Regions from separate parts of the Homo sapiens genome. Here region 1 is linked to region 2. The links are chromatin contacts, found by Hi-C or POLR2A ChIA-PET in ENCODE. All regions are on one chromosome and are shown on one strand. The core of a region is the stretch at or near the end of the contact, and the rest is flanking DNA. Distances in the headings are between cores, read along the strand shown.

Region 1 (3,158 bases), core at 336-2,835, 42 kb before region 2:
ATGTGCTCTATCAAAACATAGGGGTGAAATGAGGAAGAAGGCAAGGGGACCTTAACCCAGGAGAGAGATGAAGGGATTTTCCCAAATGGTTATGCACAGGACTCTAGGGTTCAGAAGAGCTTCCCAGGAGGGTGAAGTTGGTAGGACACCACAGGCTTTCTGAACAGCCTGAAAGGAGATGTCTATACTTGACAAAAACTTTGGGGTTTCATTAGTAATAAGTACTTAGAAACTTAAACAAACTAAAACAAAGAAGCAAACAACAAGGTAATGATTAATTTCAGGAAAAGTACAAAATAAGCAAGCAAAAGGTTACCATGGTCTACTATATGATTCAGCTGTGAGTATTGTTGATGTAGTAATAATAATGTAATGCAAACTATTAATGAACTAAAATTATAATGTAACTCTATTTGAAGGGATAGGAAGTATGTTTATGTATACTGCTCTCACTATACATAAACATCTCATCTTCTGTAGCAGAAACTCAACGAATGACATTATAAGTAGAAAAATCAAATAGTAATCTAAGCATAATATTTACAGCTATGAAGGTAAATACTAAAAGAACCAGCTGAAAGCTTGGGAAGCAGGAAAAGGCAAAATCTGAGACTGGGGGCAGGGATCCTTAAACTATGACCATGCATAAACAATAAAAATTCAAACTAAACTCCCCCTCCCCAGGCATTCAGTGTTCTTTGTGGTTTGGCCTCAAGCTGTTTTTACAAGCTTATTTTCCACTGCCCCTCCTTCTTCTGACATACCCCTGATGCCCCAGCTTCAATTATAAACCCCTCCCAGAAACTGCCACCTTTCTCTAGAATGGCTTCCTCCTGCCTGTCTCAAGGTCCTAACTTAAACCCAACCTCTCCCAAGAAGCCTTCTCAGATCCCACAGAGCCAACCCCACCCACCGCCCAAGGAGGAATCAGCTGTTCAGGCTTCCTCCTCCTTATTGCAGCCATCCTGCTCCTCACGGGCTAAGGATCCATGCATGAGGCTGCCTCCCCACTGGGACCCAGGAGCCTGAGAGCAGGGCCTTGCCACTGTCTCCTACAGGGCCCAGCACCCCTGTGTATGGCCCCAGTTGCCTTGTTGAATCACAGTCCTTGGCATCAGGGCCAGATTCATACGTGGGGTGATATCAGTCACTCCAGAAGCCCCAACCCTGGGCTGTGAGGGTGGCCGACGGTGACTTCCTCCTGCCATTCAGGACAGAGGCCAGAGGCCTTCTTTCCCTGCTGGGCTCATGCTGCCAACATGCTCCTCCCAGGCTGCCCCCCACTCACTGGCTGGGCCCAGTCTTTCCCCTCACAGCCCTGTCCCTTGGCTTCTAGGCTCTCAACCTGTTTAGAAGGCAAGCTTGGTACAGGAGTCAGATTTCCTCGGAAAGATGGGGGGACAGTTAATTGAAAAAGGAGTACGTGTTCTTCTGGTGTCTTCTCACATTACCAGGAGGTCGCCAGCCCTTGGCATGGCCTTGTCTGAGGGATTTTGGCAAGGCAGGCTTGCTGTGTCTTTAATAAAAGCCCAAGCTCCCAGAGAGACCGTGTGGATGTCCTGCAGGGGGTGCCTTTGAGAGGAGCATGGAAGAGAGATTTTTTTTTTTCTCCCAGGCTGGAGGGAGATCACAGGGAAGCCTGTGAACAAAAGGCCAGCCCAGGTGCACCTTGGCCCCCTGGACCTTAGACCCCAGGGCTTCCAGCCTTGCCAGACATTCCCACAGTGGCTCAGAGCCACTGACCCGACGGGTCCATTTCAGATTCCTTCAGTCTGTGGTTGTCCAAACGGTAAATAGGAAGACCAGTAACTGATGACAGCAGGAAGTTCCTGAAGTTTTCACGCTGTGTAAGACCCCCACAGCCTGGGCACAGTCCTGGTGTGTGGGGATTTGGGGCAAATTAAAGTTGATTTGGAAGAATTAAGGCTAAGAGTCAGTGGGTCTCAGAGGCTTCTGCCCTTGCAGCCTACCTGGGCTGAGTGTGCACATGGCTGGGATCTCAGCGACACGTGAGGATGGCTTTTGTTCCCAGGGTGGCTGTGCCAATGAGGATGGCGAGGTCACACCAGAGACTGGGTGCCAAAAAGTGCCAAATTGCTCACAAGGGGAAAGGAATTACCACAAACAGTTTAGGCTAATTAATTCATCTCGTGAGGCTGGAAGGGGTGCTTGGATTCATGGCCACCTTCTACCAGGACAAGACGAAAAAGTGGCCAAAGAAGCCTGGTGGCTGGGAAGCCCTGGTGTCTGCCTCACACCTGCTTCAATGTGGTCCATACTGGGGAGGACTTTGCATGTCGCTGTGTAACCTGGAAGGAAGGGAAGAAGGAAAGAAGATCGACCTGTTCTTTCTGATGGAGCACGCCCCACCCTAAGCCTGGGGCAGGCATGTGTGGGCCTGCCTGGCTCAGTGATGGGGAGGCCACCAGAAATCTGTCTTGGGGACACAAGAGCTTTCTGGGAAAACATTCAAATTTGAGGACACAAAGTGTATCTTCACAAAGAGGACCCAGACCCAAGTCTGAATCAGTAAGAATCCCTTACTGACAAATCTCGAAGATGAGGAATGTTGGAAGGCCCACAGAATGGCCACCACTCTGGTTCATTCCCCCGCCCGGCGCCCTCATGCCTTCAACAGTAGAGTTAGTTCCATAGTTGAGTTAAAATAGAATGAGTGACTTCACCAAAGCTCTGTGAGTTATTGCAGCTTGCACTTTGAAACCATCTGGGAAGTGTAGCATTTTCCTGTAACAACGTGGCTTGGAAGACCCCAGACAACATAGTGCCGCTATGGCACCTCATGGGGAGCCTGGTTCATCATCATGGTGGTGACCTGGGGCAGTGGCAGTGGCACCGGGCAAAGGCGGCAGAGGCTGGTGGGATCTGGCAGCGGGCCCCAGGTGGGTCGTGGTGGCCCCAGCAGGTGACTTCATCTAGAGGGGGACACCAGCTGGGCCTCGGCGGGCACATACCTTTCCAGGAATTAGAAATAGGCACCCAGTCTGGGCCCCCCTCCGCTGGTCAGAAGCAGAACTTGACAAGCAGGGCTCAGGCTGTGTTCCAGGCTCAGGCTGTGTTCCAGCCTCTGCTTACTCCAGGCCAGGCACCTTTGGGTGACGGCCCTGGACACCAGTGAAACCCCGTAGGAAATCCAGATG
Region 2 (3,049 bases), core at 73-2,572:
TCCTTCAGTGGTGAATAGTCTCTGCTCTCCTAAAATTTGTATTTTATTGGGGAGATAATCAACAAATACATACATAATTTCAGGCAGTGTTCAAAGAAGCCATGCCAAAGAAATAACCTTTACTCTGAATTCAGTGTGGTCTCTGGCTAAGAATATGCCCTGGCAGAAGGGAAGCCCTTTCTATTCTCTGAAAAGAAGTGTGTTTACCAAAGCATTAAATGATAAATACATTTTTTAACGGTGAAGTCACAGGTCTCACAGAAATACAAAATGAACACGTGTAAAAAATTTATTTACTCATTAACCCGGGGACCAGTAAGCTGTTAGAACCAGCTCTAAGCAGAATTTAAAGCACCCATCTATATTGTTGAATCAGGACTGGGGAATGAATTTACAAATCGATGCAAAATGGCTTTTCCCAAGGAAGGGTAAGATAACAATACGAGGGGTCTTACCGAGTTGTGCAGAGCACCACAAAGAAAAGCGGACAGCCCCTCTAGCAACAGAATGCCCGGGACGGTGTGCCAAACTATGGCTGTTTTTTCATTGAAGACATTCAGTAATTTTTTGTCCATTTCAATGTGTTTCATAATTTCTCCCTACAAAAAAAAATCACTCATCTCCAAAAACCCAGCAGCTAAGTAGTTCTTCTACATTATCTTGCTTTCATTTATCCTTAATCCTTTTGCCTTTGGCAGGGTTGGATGGTCTTTCTTCGCCCCCACCAAGGAGGCTTCGGAGGGAAAAGAGGGTGTAAATCCAATCCCTCCACTCCTCCAGGCACCCTCCCATTTCCGCCACAGGGGCGAGGATGGCTCAAGGCTGGGCTTGGCTCTGTCCCTTCCCCGCAGGCCCCGCCCCCAGCCCGCGCAATAATTGAGCTGCGCGCAAAGGTCACGTTATCAGCCTGTGACGCTTCCCATCCAGTACGTGGCACACATTGCTCAGAAAAGCCCCTTGTGCCCGCTTTCTGCCATCCGCGCTGTCTCGTGTCTCCCTTTTTCCATTAAATGCCTCTTTTCTTGCGGGTCTCATCTCGGGAATAGTGCACTACGGGGACATACCTATCCCCAACTATCCTAGGCCCGAGAACCAGCCCTTGCCTTCGCGTAACAGGCGGAGACTCGCTGAGGCGAGTTGCACTTCTAATTGGGCGTGAGGTCTTGTCAATCCCCAAGTTCTTCCAATCAGAAGTCCGGTCCATCCAGCCTTCCGCTCCCCATTGGCCTGTGTGGAGGAAGAGGGGTGGGTAAGCCGAAGTCGCTGCGCTCAGTGCGCAGGCGCGAAGAAGCTGGCAGGGGCACGAGCCGGGGGCGGGTTTGAAGACGCGTCGTTGGGTTTTGGAGGCCGTGAAACAGCCGTTTGAGTTTGGCTGCGGGTGGAGAACGTTTGTCAGGGGCCCGGCCAAGAAGGAGGCCCGCCTGTTACGATGGTGTCCATGAGTTTCAAGCGGAACCGCAGTGACCGGTTCTACAGCACCCGGTGCTGCGGCTGTTGCCATGTCCGCACCGGGACGATCATCCTGGGGACCTGGTACATGGTAAGGCGGGCAGGCGTGGCGCGTATGTCCGGGGGGCCTGGGGAGCGGGGCCTGGTGCGGAGGGGGTGAGACTGGAAACGGGGTGTTGGGTGGGGCGGGGACTTGGAGGGGCGCTGCTTTTTAAGGCGCGCCAACTCTGGATGAAGTCCAAGGACTTTGGGAAAGTAACCTTGTTCAGGAATCGGAGTCGGGGGAGCGGGGGGCGGTGGTAAGCATGGGGAGATTGTTCTTTGGCAAGAATTTGAGGAGAGAAGCGGGCTTGGGAGAGCAGAGGCTTTGCAGGCGAAGGGACGAGGGTGGTAGGATTTGGTGGGAATTCCTCTGTTTTGGTTCTTGTTGTATTTCTACGATCTGAAAGGCAGCATCTCCCTTCCTCCTATCCAGTGCTCCCTGGAATTTTTTCCTCTAATGAAATAATTAGGAGCGGACCTTGGTAAACGCAGTCTAGTTTCGACATTGGTCTTCCCGTTGGGAAAGCGAAAGATCCAGCGGTAACCCGGTTGTCCGCGTTTCTTGGACTTTGTTTTGTTTCATGCCTCTCTTGCATCTCCAGAATCGCTTGGGGGCGATAGCTTTTGCCTGAGTTGACGCCTGACCAGCTTTTGTCCTGGTGCAGCCTCCTCCCTGCGCAGTAGGTGCTTTTCGTAGCCGACCGGCTGTTTTTACAGAGACCTTTATTGAGAGCCCTCTCCATCCTGGCCACCTACCCCGGTATCTCCTGGGTTCCAAGATCTGTGTGATTCTGTCCTAACCAAGTTGACACTGTTGTTGCCTGGTGATTCACTAGTAATAAGTTTGTGATTTTTTCTTTTGTAATTCACCATTTATAGTATCCATGCACATTAAACCTAACTTGTCTATGACTTCCAAATATGGGATTCAGTTTAGGTAGTTTTAGGTTATTATGATTTTGCCGAAGCCGTGACAAACTTCCTACATGGTCGACTTGGCCACTTTAATGACTTCGCGAATGTGGTTGTGTGGGTGACGTTGGTGATACTGTGCAGTTTTTGATACTTAACTGCAAAAGAGGAAGAGAGTTATCCCAGACACAATCTGTTTTCTCTGTACTTGCTGCTTCTCCCCACTCATTGACTTGAAATCATTAGTAAGCATTTGGACAAACGCCAGATGAGAATCATCTTAAATGAGGCAGATACTGTTTCATGGCCCACCCCCGGGGGACTACCTGACTCCACATGACTGCTACCTGCCCTGTTGTTTTTTACCGTCTTGTTTCTGATGTACATTTAAAAAACAACACGAATGTGTAGGTTTGCTTGTGCTGAGTTTATTTTCATGTTTCCTGTACTTTTATATTCGGAAATACCGCCTTATTGACAGAACTATATCACATTTTCCCTCAGAGACTCTTTCGTTCTGTATTTTAACTGATTTGGAATACTAAACATAGAGTTAATGACCATCAGCTGCATTATGTTTCTAACTTCCTTTTATAGCTTCTCCATTTTGCTGAGGGGCTGGGTCTCATTTCTTTTGTTTGTCCTT

The links. A loop is a pair of places that touch in the nucleus more often than their neighbours do. ChIA-PET counts read pairs that join two places held with the same protein, here RNA polymerase II (POLR2A). Pooled maps may share reads with other maps.
Region 1: a loop to region 2 is called in a map of mammary epithelial cell, with 11 times the contacts of the local background. The contact joins the enhancer-like site here to the promoter of LAPTM4A in region 2. A Hi-C loop is called at or near these places in 26 of 168 maps with a recorded cell type or tissue (CD4-positive, alpha-beta memory T cell, Caco-2, Calu3 and 17 more), 6 of 37 single-sample maps with no recorded cell type and 35 of 50 pooled maps. POLR2A ChIA-PET finds 5 or more read pairs at or near these places in 19 of 52 experiments (A549, A673, AG04449 and 14 more).

Annotation. Positions count from the first base shown.
Region 1 is chr2:20,092,223-20,095,380 of GRCh38, reverse strand. All of the region lies in intron 2 of LAPTM4A-DT (LAPTM4A divergent transcript), which reads right to left. Among named protein-coding and RNA genes, the nearest start is that of LAPTM4A-DT, 42 kb to the right of the region's middle. RefSeq lists an enhancer at 3,122-3,158. Within about 2 kb of position 1,585, at least 5 of the 41 ENCODE cell types and tissues checked have a DNase peak (open chromatin) inside an H3K27ac peak, as active enhancers do; they include IMR-90, gastrocnemius medialis and mammary epithelial cell, where a contact is called at or near this core.
Region 2 is chr2:20,049,901-20,052,949 of GRCh38, reverse strand. It overlaps LAPTM4A (lysosomal protein transmembrane 4 alpha), which reads left to right and starts at 1,322. Exons shown (of 7, transcript NM_014713.5): 1 at 1,322-1,540. The coding sequence starts at 1,430. LAPTM4A-DT (LAPTM4A divergent transcript) reads right to left here and starts at 813. Exons shown (of 5, transcript NR_187142.1): 1 at 456-813. RefSeq lists enhancers at 1,312-1,511, 2,047-2,186.